Linked DNA regions of Mus musculus: region 1 is linked to region 2. The links are chromatin contacts, found by POLR2A ChIA-PET in ENCODE. All regions are on one chromosome and are shown on one strand. The core of a region is the stretch at or near the end of the contact, and the rest is flanking DNA. Distances in the headings are between cores, read along the strand shown.

Region 1 (6,147 bases), core at 3,165-5,664, 120 kb after region 2:
ATTAACTCTTCCAAGTAGAAGACAAATCTTAGAGGTTAGCCATCAGACTTTTCTTCATGGACTTCACCTTCTGAAAGCAGTCCTTTTCTCAATTCTGACTGCTGTTTTCTCCCCCTGGGCTTCTATGTCCTTGGTCTCCTCTGGCTCTTATTTGCCTCTGTGGTCCTCATCTTGTTGCTGACCTGGACCTGGCATGTGACACTAGTGTCCAGCTTCATCTCTCATGGTGTTCACCTTCATCTCTCATGGTACCTCATACCTGAAATGTCTCATGGGTCACCTGTGCCAGCAGTAGTCTTCTTCTGAGCCCATCCTCACTTTAGCTAAGAGTTCTGCCTCCTTCTCAGTCTACCTCACTACTACCATGAACAAATCTTTCTCCTAAGTTGGGCAAGATGCAGTCCACTGCTATAGCCATTTCCAAATGTTCTTGCATCTTCTTGCTGGACTTTAAACTCCTTAAGTAAAGGTGCAGGCTCCAAATGTCTCCAGGTGGCTACCTAGGGTGGCCTAGGGCATGCTGCGCATGGAAGGATTAAGGAAAGTAGCGGCAGAGGCACCAGGATGTTGCACTACCATCTTTTTTGTTAAGGCTTTGCCAAAGGGACAGCTCGCACCTGCTGCCTGCCTGTTGTCTGACCTGGCATACAGCCCTCAGGCTGCCTAGCACGTCTCCTGGTTTGACCTTTCCATAGCCCTTTATATGCCAACAAGTCTGTAGGATCCTTGAGAGCCTGGGAATCATACTTCTTAAAAAAATGGATGAAAAGCCGGGCAGTGGTGCACGCCTTTAATCCCAGCACTTGGGAAGCAAAGGCAGGTGGATTTCTTAGTTCGAGGCGAGCCTGGTCTACAGAGTGAGTTCCAGGACAGCTAGGGCTACACAGAGAAACTCTGTCTCAAAAAACAAACAAAATGGATGAAAAAAATAATCACTTTCTCTAGCCAACCCAGTTTCTGATCAATATTCTTTTTGCCTCAATCCTTGGGTTTGACTCCGTTATATCCCCCAAGAGCTCTGAACCTCTCACTCAACCACTGTGGCTCTAGCCCATAGAAGTCCAGGGGGTTTTTGTTGTTGCTTTGGTCTTTCAAGACAGGGTTTCTCTCTGTGACCCTGGCTGTCCTGGAATTCACTTTGTAGACTAGGCTGGTCTTGAACTCAGAAATCTGCCTCCTGGGTGCTGGGATAAACAGCAAGCACCACTATGCCCTGCTTCAATTTAGACTTGTTGTCCCTTCCCTCTTGATGCTGAAAAGGCAGATCCCAGAGGCTTTTCCTGACAACTGTGATATAATTTGTGAGTCAGCCACATTTTGGGACAAATGGCTTGCAAGTATGCACAAGGCCCAGTTTTTTCTTCTTCTTCTTTGTTGTTGGTTTTTTTTTTTTTTTTTTTTTTTGGTTTTTTGACACAGGGTTTCTCTGTATAGCCAAGATGGCCTCGAACTCAGAAATCTGCCTGTCTCTGCCTCCCGAGTGCTGGGATTAAAGGCCTGAGCCACCACTGCCCAGCGCTGCTGCTTCTTCTTCTTTTCTGTCAGCTGTTGAGTTACGACTTTACACAGCATTTTCATAAAACCAGTAGGTGACTTTCTTTAATTATTTTGTTAAAACTCCAGTTTGTTTTCCAGAGATATAAGCTTCTTTGTGCAGCTACCTCCCCCTATGATCCTTAAGACTATCCAGATTTGGGGTTGGTATTTCAATCCAATTTATTAAGTCCTCAGGGAGGAGGAAGGCCACATCTTCCACCATAGACCCTTTGTCATCTTGACAGCTTCTGCTTTCTCCTGTCTCCTCAGCTCTGCCTTGGATTCCCCAGAGAGAGGGATCTGCTGTCTGGTGTGCCCTGAATCTAACACCCAAGAGGAGACTAGAAATCCTTGGTGTGTGTCTTAGGTCTCCTCAGGAAGAGCCAGGGGCAAAGTGATTCTAAGCATCAGGCAAGCACAGCAGGCAGGCTGGAGTAGGGGGAGAACAGACTAAGTTCTTTACCGCAAAGGAGAAAACCACACTGGAGAGGGAAAATAAATAGAATAGCCCAGGGTAGCAGAATCCAGGTCCTCCAGGGCATAGCGACTGTAATAGCAGTGGATGGCTTGGAAGCCTGGCACACTAGTCCTGGGACCATGCCAGATCAGCCACTGAGGAAGAGACGCTTGTAGGCCTTGTTCATCTGTTCCAAGAAGATGAAGGTGAGGACAGTGTGGGGGCCCAGTCGGGCATAGTATGGTGTGAAGCCCTTCCACAGGCTGAAGAAACCCTCATAGCGGACGACTTTCAGCAGCACATCCTAGACAGACAGGCAGGCAAGTGCTGGGGCTAGGCCCTGGTCCTGGTCCAGGCTCTGTCCCCTGTCCCTAGCTCCCTTCGCATCCCTCCCAGGGCACCCCTTCCCCCCCCTCCTCACCAGCCCATTCTTGTATTCTGGCTTCCCATCAATCATCCGCATATTCTGGATCCTGAAAGAGAGTCAGTATGAACATGAAAACCAGAAAGGGGGGCCTCCCCAAGTTCTCCAGTCCCAGGCTGCAGACTCACCTAGTTTTGACGATGTCCACAGGCATGGAAGCAGCAGTGGTAACGAGGCCACTGATCATGCTGGCGCAGAAGTGGCAGAGAATATTGTCAGAGAAGTAGCCTGGGAGGTGAAGCAAAAGGTGGTAGTCAACTCTCAGGTAGCTCAGGCCAGGCTCAAGTTCTCAGCTCTGGGTCTCTCACCTGAGTCCAGCAAGAACTGCTTAGATTGAGAGTAAGAGGCAAGCTGGGCGGCATTGACAACGACAGCTCGAGCCATGGTAGGGATGCAGCCCTGGAGGTGGAGGGTGGAGGCAATGGAGACAGTCAAAAGTGCCAGAGATCTAACCCAGCATGGCCCAAGACTCCAACCCTCGCACTCACCCGCCACAGTGTGGGGACTCCTTCTTCCCTGGCAATCCTAACTAGGGCATTAAACACATTTTTGTAGCCACGGCGCTGGTCAGCTGGAAGCCTGGGGGAAAGGCAGGGAAAGGCCAAGATCAGGACAGACCAGGGTCCATGGAACAAAGAAAGGGAAGCCTGAATAGGTAAGTGCCCTGATGTAGATATAGACTAACAACACCATCCTAGAGTCCAGGAATGGGGCTGGAGTTAAGCTCAGAAACGGAACTCACCGACCATCAGCAGTCATCCTGATGAGAGCCACCTCAGCTGGCGTTCCCACAAATGCACCAGTTGCACCTGCAGTCATGCCAATCAGGGCTTTCAGAAGAAAGCCAGGGGGTGTACCATCAGCCCCAGTCAGGCGCTCAAACAACACAGTATATATTCCAAGGCGAGTAGTGGTGTAGGTGGCCTGGCGCAGTAGACCAGCTGACAGCCTGAAGAGTAGAAATGTCAGCACATCAGGCCAAGGTCTGGACCTGCCAACCAACAACTTCCCTCCCCAACTTGAGGCCACAGTACCCAGTGTAAATGCCCTTCAGGCCTTCTGTCTTCAGGATGCTGGTGAGGGCATGGAAACTGGTTTTGTACTCTCGAGTCTTGGCCCCTTCACCACTCAACTGCATCCGGTTCTTCACCAGGTCCAGGGGCTGCACAAAGACTGTAGCACCCATCCTGAAGTGAGGCAGGAAAGGGAATCAGAGGTCAGTGGTTCCAGCTCTACTGCAACCTGGCAAGAAGTTACAAAGGTCAGGGCCACTAAGGATTCAGGAGGCTGGTGGGCATGTGTGTTAAGTGTGTGCATCAAGGGCAACGTGCCAGCAAAAGAGTCCAGTTGCCCAGTAAGGGGCATGCAAATCAAAAAGCCTCAGGCAGTTCTTTAGGGTTCAAGCAGAATTAGGACTACAGGCGATCTAAAGAAAGGTGGAGAGGGCGTCCCCATCCTAAGACTCCAAGCAGTCCTATAACAAAGCCTTTAATGACCTATACCCACCACCCAAACAGGCACAACGAAGCAAAGGTGGTGGAAACACAGGGTAAAGATCCTTGAATGCAGCACAGTTGGGTCCCTGCAAAGGATGAATAGATCCTGGCAACCCATCAGGGACCCTGCACCGGCTCAATTTACTGCAACACACCCCAAGTTACACTGGGCCCAGGTGCTTGCTCCCGTCCCTTCCTCCTTTTCCCCCATCACTGGGGCCTGAGCTTACCCAGCCAGGCCCCCAAACAGGAACTTGACAGACTTAGGGGAGGTACGGGGTTTCCCGTCCATCCGGCCAGCCCCAGGACTCGCCGTCGCCGCCATCGCCCCTTGATGGCCCTCGGCTTTGGGTCCCGTGCACGTACAGCCCCGCTCGCGCCCAAGGTGACACCAGCGCGCAACAGGGTGAGGGCGCGCGCGCGCACGCCCCTCCGACAGGCAAATCTGGCTCCAGCTGGAAGCTGGGGCGGGCGCAGGCTCGGAGCGCAAAGGCAGCCGGGGAATAAGGCGGGGCTAAGATGCACGATGAAGGGGCGTGGCCGATTTAGGAAGCTACCCTAAATTCCCGCCCCTCCGGAATTGGAATCGCGGGGAAAAAAAAAAAAAAAAAGCTTGTTTGAAAACCTCGCGAGAGCAAGTGAATCAGCCGAGTTCGGGCTATGAGGCCTCTCGCGATATATTTCAGCGGCGAAAGGGGGTGGGGGGGTGGAGGGAGGGTGGTGGCAAGCACTCTCGCGATACTTTGAACGTACCGTGGCGGCCAGACGAAGGAGAGGTTTGTAAACAGGGCAGCTCCAGGATCTCAGGGACTGAGGGAAAAAAACTAGATCGTCTCCTGAGCATCGAAGCTCCCTCCATCTCCGCAGGCTCCTTCTACATGTCAAACATTTCTTTCAACCGGCCTCTCGGGACCGGAAGTCCTCCGTCCTGAGCGTCCAATACTGGAATTGGCCTTTCTTACCGGAAACCCTTTTCCAGGGGCATAGGAAGACAGTCTACCTGGCCGGAAGTCCCACCTCTTTGAGGTTTCTCCTACCCTTCCGGAAGTTTTTTTGTTGTTGTTGTTACCTGTTTGCCTTCGCTCCTATTCTGTCCTATTTCTGTACTAGAGAAAGATACATTGTCTCCCCTACCAGCTCCGCTAAGCTGGTTTGATAGCTCACTCCCTGAATCGGAGTTCCTTCCCCGACGCCCCCATGTAGCTGAGAAGTGGGACCTAGGGGTGGTTGGACCCCTGGGATCCTGAAGGAGAGGCAGAGGAGGGCGCAGGACTCGGCTTCTGCTCCTGCGATCAGAACGCGACCTTCGCAGCTTTACCCCTCCCGCTGCCATGCACCCTGCGGCCTTCCCGCTTCCTGTTGTCGTGGCTACTGTACTGTGGGGAGCAGCCCCTGTCCGAGGGCTGATTCGAGCGGTGAGTCTGAGGGTCGGACGGGGACAGGGTGCTGAGAATGGGGTTCAGACTGAAACACGTAGTGTTCCGTCTGCAGACTTCGGAGCACAATGCCAGCATGGACTTTGCAGACCTTCCAGCTCTGTTTGGGGCCACTCTGAGCGACGAGGGACTGCAGGTGATGTTTTCCCCATTTCCCTATATGGATCCTGGGTAGGGGCGAAGTGGCCGTGCTCAGGAGGTAGGAAGTAGTGGAGTTAGCAGCGGAATGCAGTGGACTGCGGATAGTTCAATGATAGGGTGCTTTTTCTAGTATGAGTGAGATTCTAGGTTGAATCTCCAGCAAAAAAAAAAAAGTGTCCCCAATCCAGAAAAACCTAAGTGCATGATCATGTCCAGCGCGCAGAGTCCAGAATCCAGAGATAATAGATAGTGCCCACCTCTAGAACTTAACATTTTTTATTTTATATGCATAGGTGTGAGAGTGTCAGATCCCCTGGAACTGGAGTTACAGTCAGTTGTGAGCTGCTACATGGATGCTAGGAACTGAACTCCGGTTCTCTGGAAGAACAGCCAGTGCGCTTAAGCACTGAACCATCTACAACCCCTAGAACTCCCAAGTTTAAGAGGGAGTCTGAGAGTGGGCTAAGATAAAAAGCAGGTGCTTATCAGCAGTCTCTGGAGCAACTTACTGTTTGTATAGATGGCCATGGACAGCTTTTTATGGGTTCTGAGTCAAATGAGAAATAGAAATTAACCTAGGGCTATCGTGCCAGTGTGATAAGCATGTCTGTAGTAGTTCACTACAAAGTTCATGCCACATAGCAAGAATTCATTCGG
Region 2 (6,572 bases), core at 2,847-5,346:
CTTTCATAGTCACGTTAGCTCAGTAAGGAATTCTTTTGTTTGTTTGTTTGTTTGTTTTTGTTTTTTTCGAGACAGGGTTTTTCTGTGTAGCCCTGGAACTCACTCTGTAGACCAGGCTGGCCGAGAACTCAGAGATCTGCCTGCCTCTGCCTCCCAAGTGCTGGGATTAAAGGCCTGTGCCATCACTGCCAGGCAGGAATTCAATTTTTCCAGGTTCTTAGATCCAAAATCTTGTTAACGTGACTTTCCCCATACCAACATTGAATCTATGAAAATCTGACTACTCCCCACATTTCCCAAGTTTCTTTGTCTAAATCAGCTTTATGTATCATCTGGACTATCTTTGCCTTTCTTACAGTTGTACGGTCACTAAACTATAAAAGGTCATTCTTTTGTTTGTTTGCTCAGTTCTTTGTTTTTGTTTTTGAGACCAGGTTTTTTGTTTGTTTGTTTGTTTGTTTGTTTTCCTTGCGTAGCCCTGGTATCCTGGAACTTGCTTTGCAGACCAGGTTGGTCTTGAACTCACAGAGATCTGCCTGCCTCTGCCTCCTGAGTGCTGAGATTAAAGGCATGTGCTACAACTGACCAGCAAAAGGTGATTCTTTAAAATGTCAGTATTGGGGGCTAGAGAAATGGCTTAGCCAGTAAAGTACTTGAGGTGAAAAACAGGGTTAGGATCCCTTATCACCTATATAAAAGCAGTGTGGGCACCTGATGTGGTGGCTCATGCCTTTAATCCCAGCACTCGAAGGCAGAAGCAGTCAGATCTCTGTGAGTCCCAGGCCAGTCAGAGTTATGTAGTGAGTCCTTGTCTGGAAAACAAAACAAACAAAAAGCAGGGTATGCATAGCAACCTACCAGCAAAAGGAAGGTAGAGGGAGGAGGATCAGGAGTTCAAAGCCAACCTGGGCGGGCTACGTAGCAACTTGGAGACTTCATGAGATCCTATCTTTAAAAAAAAAAAAAGGGGCTGGAGAGATGGCTCAGCGGTTAAAGAGCACTGACTGCTCTTCCGAAGGTCCTGAGTTCAAATCCCAGCAACCACATGATGGCTCATCGCCATCCATAATGAGATCTGATGCCCTCCTTTGGTGTGTCTGAAGACAGCTACAGTGTACTTACATATAATAATAAATAAAATAATGAATAAAATCTTTTTTTAAAAAATCAGGAAAGCCAAGCCTGGTTGTTTGTCATCTCAGGGATTTGTAATCTCAGCTCCTTGGGAGGCTCATACAACAGTTCCACAAGCAGTGCTTCCTGCTCAGGCTACAGATAAGGACGAGGCTAGCTTTTGAAACTTTGGGAGACCTTGCCTCAAAAAAAAAAAAAAACCAAACAAACAAAAAACAAAAACAAACAAGCAAACAAAAAAACAAACAAACAAACAAAAACAAGTCAAAAGAAGCCTGGGACATCCGTGAACAACAGAGTGAAGCCTGGGACATCCGTGAACGACAGAGTGAAGCCTGGGACATTGTGAACGACAGAGTGAAGCCTGGGACATCGTGAACGACAGAGTGCTTGCCTAACATTCCTGTACAAGGTTCTGGGTTTGAACCCAGCAACAAAAGCAAAACAAAACCAAAAATCTTGGAAAATAGTGTATCGATGCAAGGATTTGGGGGCGCTACTGTAGAAACACAACCAACCAGGTGGGGGGGGGATGAATAAATTTGACTTCACCCAAATTTTAAACTTGATTTTTTTTTTAAACATTTGGTTATTTATCGGGGGGAGGGGAGGGTGACTGTCTGAAGGTCAGAAGACAACTGGCAGGTGTTGGCTTTCTCTTCCACCTAAGGGACAAGCCCCTTCACTGGCCGAGCTCTTTACTTGCCCAAAGCTGAAAACTTTTCACTCTAATCCAATGGGAGAAAAATATCTGCAAATCATATAGCCGGGGCTAGAGAGATGGCTCAGCAGTTAAGAACACTGACTGCTGATGTGTTAGAATGGCGGGTCTCGTCTCCATGGCACACTAGGCCAGAGCAATTCCATGTGGAAGCGGTTTTATGGGAAGAGAGAGACAAAAGTATTGGCAGAGAGAGAAGAGAGGGAAAGAGGAGAAAAAAAAATGAGGACAGGACGGTCTCCTTATTTGTATGGAAAATGACTTAACACAAGTAAAAGTGGGAGGTGAGCCAAATGGATTCTGGGAATATGGTGGCAGTTGTCTTGGCAACGGGTCTGCAGGTCACAGGTCGCAGGTCGAGCTGTTGCCTCATAGGTTTGGAATGTCCTGATGCCAACAACTGCTCTTCCAGAGGTCCTGAGTTAAATTTCCAGAAATCATCTGTAATGAGATCTGGTGCCCTCTTCTGGTGTGTCTGAACACAGATGCAGTGTATATACATAAAATACATAAATCTTTTTTTTTTTTTTTTTTTTTTTTTTTTTGGAGACAGGGTTTTTCTGTGTAGCCCTGGCTGTCCTGGAACTCACTCTGTAGACCAGGCTGGCCTCGAACTCTGAAATCTGCCTGCCTCTGCCTCCCAAGTGCTGGGATTAAAGGCGTGCACCACCACGCCCAGCTTTTTAAAAAATCCATATATCTGATGTTTCTACCTAAATATAAAAATAACACAATACAATAATTAAAAACTCAAGCAATTCTTTTTTAAAATTGACAAAGATCTTGAATGGACATTGCTGCAAAGAAGATACACAAAGAACTCACTAGCCATGGAAATATGCTTAACTAATTATTCGGGGAAAACAAATCAAAATCATACACTCACGTCCACATGCACTAGAATGGCACGATTTTTTTTTATTCTACAAACCATATTTAATTATAAAATCAAGAATTTTAGTATACAAGAATTGAGTTGGCCCAAGTATTTATATAAAGAACCAACCTACATAATTCATTAGACAAGAAATGATTTCTTCATTGTAATGACTCTTTTTTTTTCCATATTTTTTTATTGGGTATTTATTTCAATTACATTTCCAGTGCTATCCCAAAAGTCCCACACACGCTCCCCCACCCACTCCCCTACCCACCCACTCCCACTTCTTGGCCCTGGCGTTCCCCTGTACTGAGGCATATAAAGTTTGCACGACCAATGGGCCTCTCTTTCCACTGATGGCCGACTAGGCTATCTTCTGATTCATATGCAGCTAGAGACACGAGCTCCAGGGGGGGTATTGGTTAGTTCATATTGTTGTTCTACCTATAGGATTGCAGATCCCTTCAGCTCCTTGAGTACCTTCCCTAGCTCCTCCATTGGGGGCCCTGTGATCCATCCAATAGCTGACTGTGAGCATCCACTTCTGTGTTTGCCAGGCCCCGGCATAGTTTCACAAGAGACAGCCATATCTGGGTCCTTTTAGCAAAATCTTGCTAGTGTATGCAATGGTGTCAGCGTTTGGAAGCGGATTATGGGATGGATCCCCGGATATGGCAGTTTCTAGATGGTCCATCTTTTCGTCTCAGCTCGAATGGCACGATTTAAAATGTATTAAAAATATAATACATAGGTGAGAATGTGTAACGGTGGAAACCCTCAGATATGGCAGGGGTGATTGTCAAGGGGTATAGATGCTCCCAAAAAACAATTGTAGCTTCTTCAAAAGTTCTTGTGGGACCCGGGAAGTAGGTACCCCGGACTATTGAAAACACGACCTGACCATTCCAGTTTGTACTCTTATCTTGTGGGTTCTTTGAACTAGGACACCAATCAGGTTATAGTGTATCCAACCTGTTAACATTGCGACACAACGTTGTTATTTACAAAACCCACATACTTCAGACTATACAATCAAGTTACCAAAACAAACAAACGACCCCCCCCACACACACACACACACACCTAAAACCTTATAATGTAAATTAGGCTTCATTTCCAAGTATCCTTTGCCTCCGGGAGCCACAAGCCTCTGGTGAGGCAAATCTTTGAGAAGAGGCTCCGCCCTTTTCCCCCCTTCCTAGACCCGCCTCTTTTTTTTTTTTTTTTTGGTAATTTGACACACTGCCGTAAAGTGCCCACTGACTCTAACGACGAGTTCCTACCTCTGTCTTTTCCCTTCTGCCGTCAAGCAGCTTCGCTCCCAGAAGGCCACAGAGGCGGACTAAAGAGAGTGACGGAGCGCTTTACGACGGTTGCTTTGTGGCAGAGTAGCAGAGGAAGATGGCGGCCGCCTTAGCTGTTCGTCGAGCGGGGTCTGCACCGGCCTTTGGGCCGGAGGCTCTCACCCCAGACTGGGAAAACCGGGAAGTCTCCACAGGGGTGAGGAAAGAGCCAGAGTTCGGAAGACATGTACTAGGCCTGACGGGAGGAAAAACATGAAGCCCGAGTGGGTTTGACTGAGTGGGTTGGGGGGGGGGGAGCGCTGTGTTCTGCGAGAGGGAGAGGGATTCCTTGAATGCTGGCGTGGGGTGATACCTTTCGTGATGAGAGGTGAACAGTAGGCTGAAGCATAAGAGTCTGAATCCTGGGGTTTGGAGATTGTAGTTTTTATATTCTCTGACGTGTTGAGCCCCCTTAAGATTTGATAATAGGTTCGCGGAGCACGAATTTTGCATTATAAAATCCGGGTGAAGAATTATTGAGGTCGGTATATACTCGAGAATGCGGTAAGGCTAAAAGAGTTACCTTTTTTACACTATTCTTCCCAGACCACGATCATGGCTGTGCAGTTTAATGGGGGCGTGGTTCTAGGAGCGGACTCCAGGACAACCACTGGGTGAGCTCAAAACAGAAAGTCTTCCCGTTTCCCCTACTCCAAACATATACCATTCCTGCCTGTCAGCCCATCCTTACCCTCCTCAGACCACTGTGGCAAGAGAAGTTTCTCCACTACCTGGAGATAATAAGGACTTGTTCCTAATTCTGTGGTTTCCAGGCCCCCTCACCCTTTGGTGAACTACCAGTAAAGGTCTGTTCTCCATTCATCCGGCTTCATTTTCCATGAGGACTAGTAGGTGGTAGCAGTATTTGTATCCCTGGAGCTGCAGGGAGTAGACGGTGATGTGGTGGAGGAGGGAGGCAAGTGGGCTCCTTCTCACTGTTTCCGCCATCCTGCAGGTCCTACATCGCCAATCGAGTGACTGACAAGCTGACCCCTATCCACGATCACATCTTCTGCTGCCGCTCAGGCTCAGCCGCTGATACCCAAGCAGTGGCAGACGCTGTCACTTACCAGCTTGGTTTCCACAGGTACTTGTGGGCAGGGGAGGAACAACGACCCTGAAGGCTCTGGAACATAAGGCACTAAAAGGCCTGACTCCAGATCCTGATATTGCTTTGTTTGTGATCTTCCAACCCCACCTTCTAGTATTGAACTGAACGAGCCTCCACTAGTCCACACAGCCGCCAGTCTCTTTAAGGAGATGTGTTACCGGTACAGAGAAGATCTGATGGCAGGAATCATCATTGCAGGCTGGGACCCTCAAGAAGGAGGGCAGGTCAGGCCCTCCTCACCAGAGTACTGGAGTCACACCTCTGATGCTCCACCCCTTCGGCCATTTTGTTTGTCTGTCTGTCTGTCCGTCCTGTATGCATGTATCCTTATGGGTACATGTGTGTGGAGGCCAGAGGTGTGCCAGGGTTGTCTTCCTCATGAGACAGTCTCACTGAAGATAGAGCTCACTTTTAGCTAGGCTGCCTATCCAATGAGCTCTAGCAATTATACACCCTGCACCCTACTCCCAGAGCTGGGGTTACAGATACACATGCCCAGCTTTTACATAAGTGCTGGGGATTTGAAATCAGGTCTTCATACTTGCCTTAGCAGGCCCTTTACCACCCAAGCCATCCCTAGTCCCCACTCCAAACACCTTTTTTTTTTTAAGTTTCTCTTTCTGTCTCTACCTCACCATTAACTTTCCCGAGACCAAAATCAAAAGGGATGGGTGAATGTGTTGGGAAAGGGTGCAACTGGTGGCTTTTCTCCCCCCTCCCATCTGGCAGGTGTACTCTGTTCCCATGGGGGGTATGATGGTAAGACAGTCCTTTGCCATCGGAGGCTCCGGGAGCTCGTACATCTATGGCTATGTTGATGCTACGTATCGGGAAGGCATGACCAAGGACGAATGTCTGCAGTTCACTGCCAATGGTGAGACTCTGTGCTTCCACGCCTGTGAACTTCAGCCCTCGTTCCCAAGCTGTGCCAAGGGTCCTCACGTTCAGCTACTAACTCCAAACCCACTGTCCTCGTTTTATCTACAGCTCTCGCTTTGGCCATGGAACGCGACGGCTCCAGTGGAGGGGTGATCCGCTTGGCAGCCATTCAGGAGTCAGGGGTAGAGCGGCAGGTGCTTTTGGGAGACCAAATCCCCAAGTTCACCATTGCCACGTTGCCACCTCCCTGAGGCCTGGTGTTCTAGGGAGTAGTAAAGGATGGTCCATACCGACGCAGAAGCTAATAAACAGTTTGTTAAAGAGACGTTTCTGTGTGAAGGTTCTTGACTTCAACTTCAACTTGCCAAAACCATTGTCTTGCGTAAACTATTGCACTGAGCTCGGTAGGAATTAGAGAGGTAAGGAAGGTTTATCAGTGCGCTGTTCTTTTATCATTACTAGCATTATTGGATTATTTTGGGGATGGCTGGTTGCATTATGTTT

Evidence for each region. ChIA-PET counts read pairs that join two places held with the same protein, here RNA polymerase II (POLR2A).
Region 1: POLR2A ChIA-PET joins it to region 2 with 39 read pairs in embryonic stem cell. The contact joins the promoter of Slc25a11 here to the promoter of Psmb6 in region 2. POLR2A ChIA-PET finds 5 or more read pairs at or near these places in 5 of 5 experiments (Patski and embryonic stem cell).

The regions. Positions count from the first base shown.
Region 1 is chr11:70,642,625-70,648,771 of GRCm38, forward strand. Slc25a11 (solute carrier family 25 (mitochondrial carrier oxoglutarate carrier), member 11) reads right to left here and starts at 4,415. Exons shown (of 8, transcript NM_024211.3): 1 at 4,144-4,415; 2 at 3,452-3,604; 3 at 3,160-3,366; 4 at 2,906-2,996; 5 at 2,726-2,816; 6 at 2,546-2,645; 7 at 2,415-2,466; 8 at 1,395-2,297. The coding sequence starts at 4,238. The coding sequence ends at 2,142. Rnf167 (ring finger protein 167) reads left to right here and starts at 4,611. Exons shown (of 9, transcript NM_027445.3): 1 at 4,611-5,328; 2 at 5,405-5,485. The coding sequence starts at 5,245. Gp1ba (glycoprotein 1b, alpha polypeptide) reads left to right here. Exons shown (of 2, transcript NM_010326.3): 2 at 1-1,362.
Region 2 is chr11:70,521,261-70,527,832 of GRCm38, forward strand. It overlaps Psmb6 (proteasome (prosome, macropain) subunit, beta type 6), which reads left to right and starts at 4,097. Exons shown (of 6, transcript NM_008946.4): 1 at 4,097-4,235; 2 at 4,625-4,692; 3 at 5,034-5,165; 4 at 5,284-5,413; 5 at 5,919-6,063; 6 at 6,177-6,572. The coding sequence starts at 4,137. The coding sequence ends at 6,319.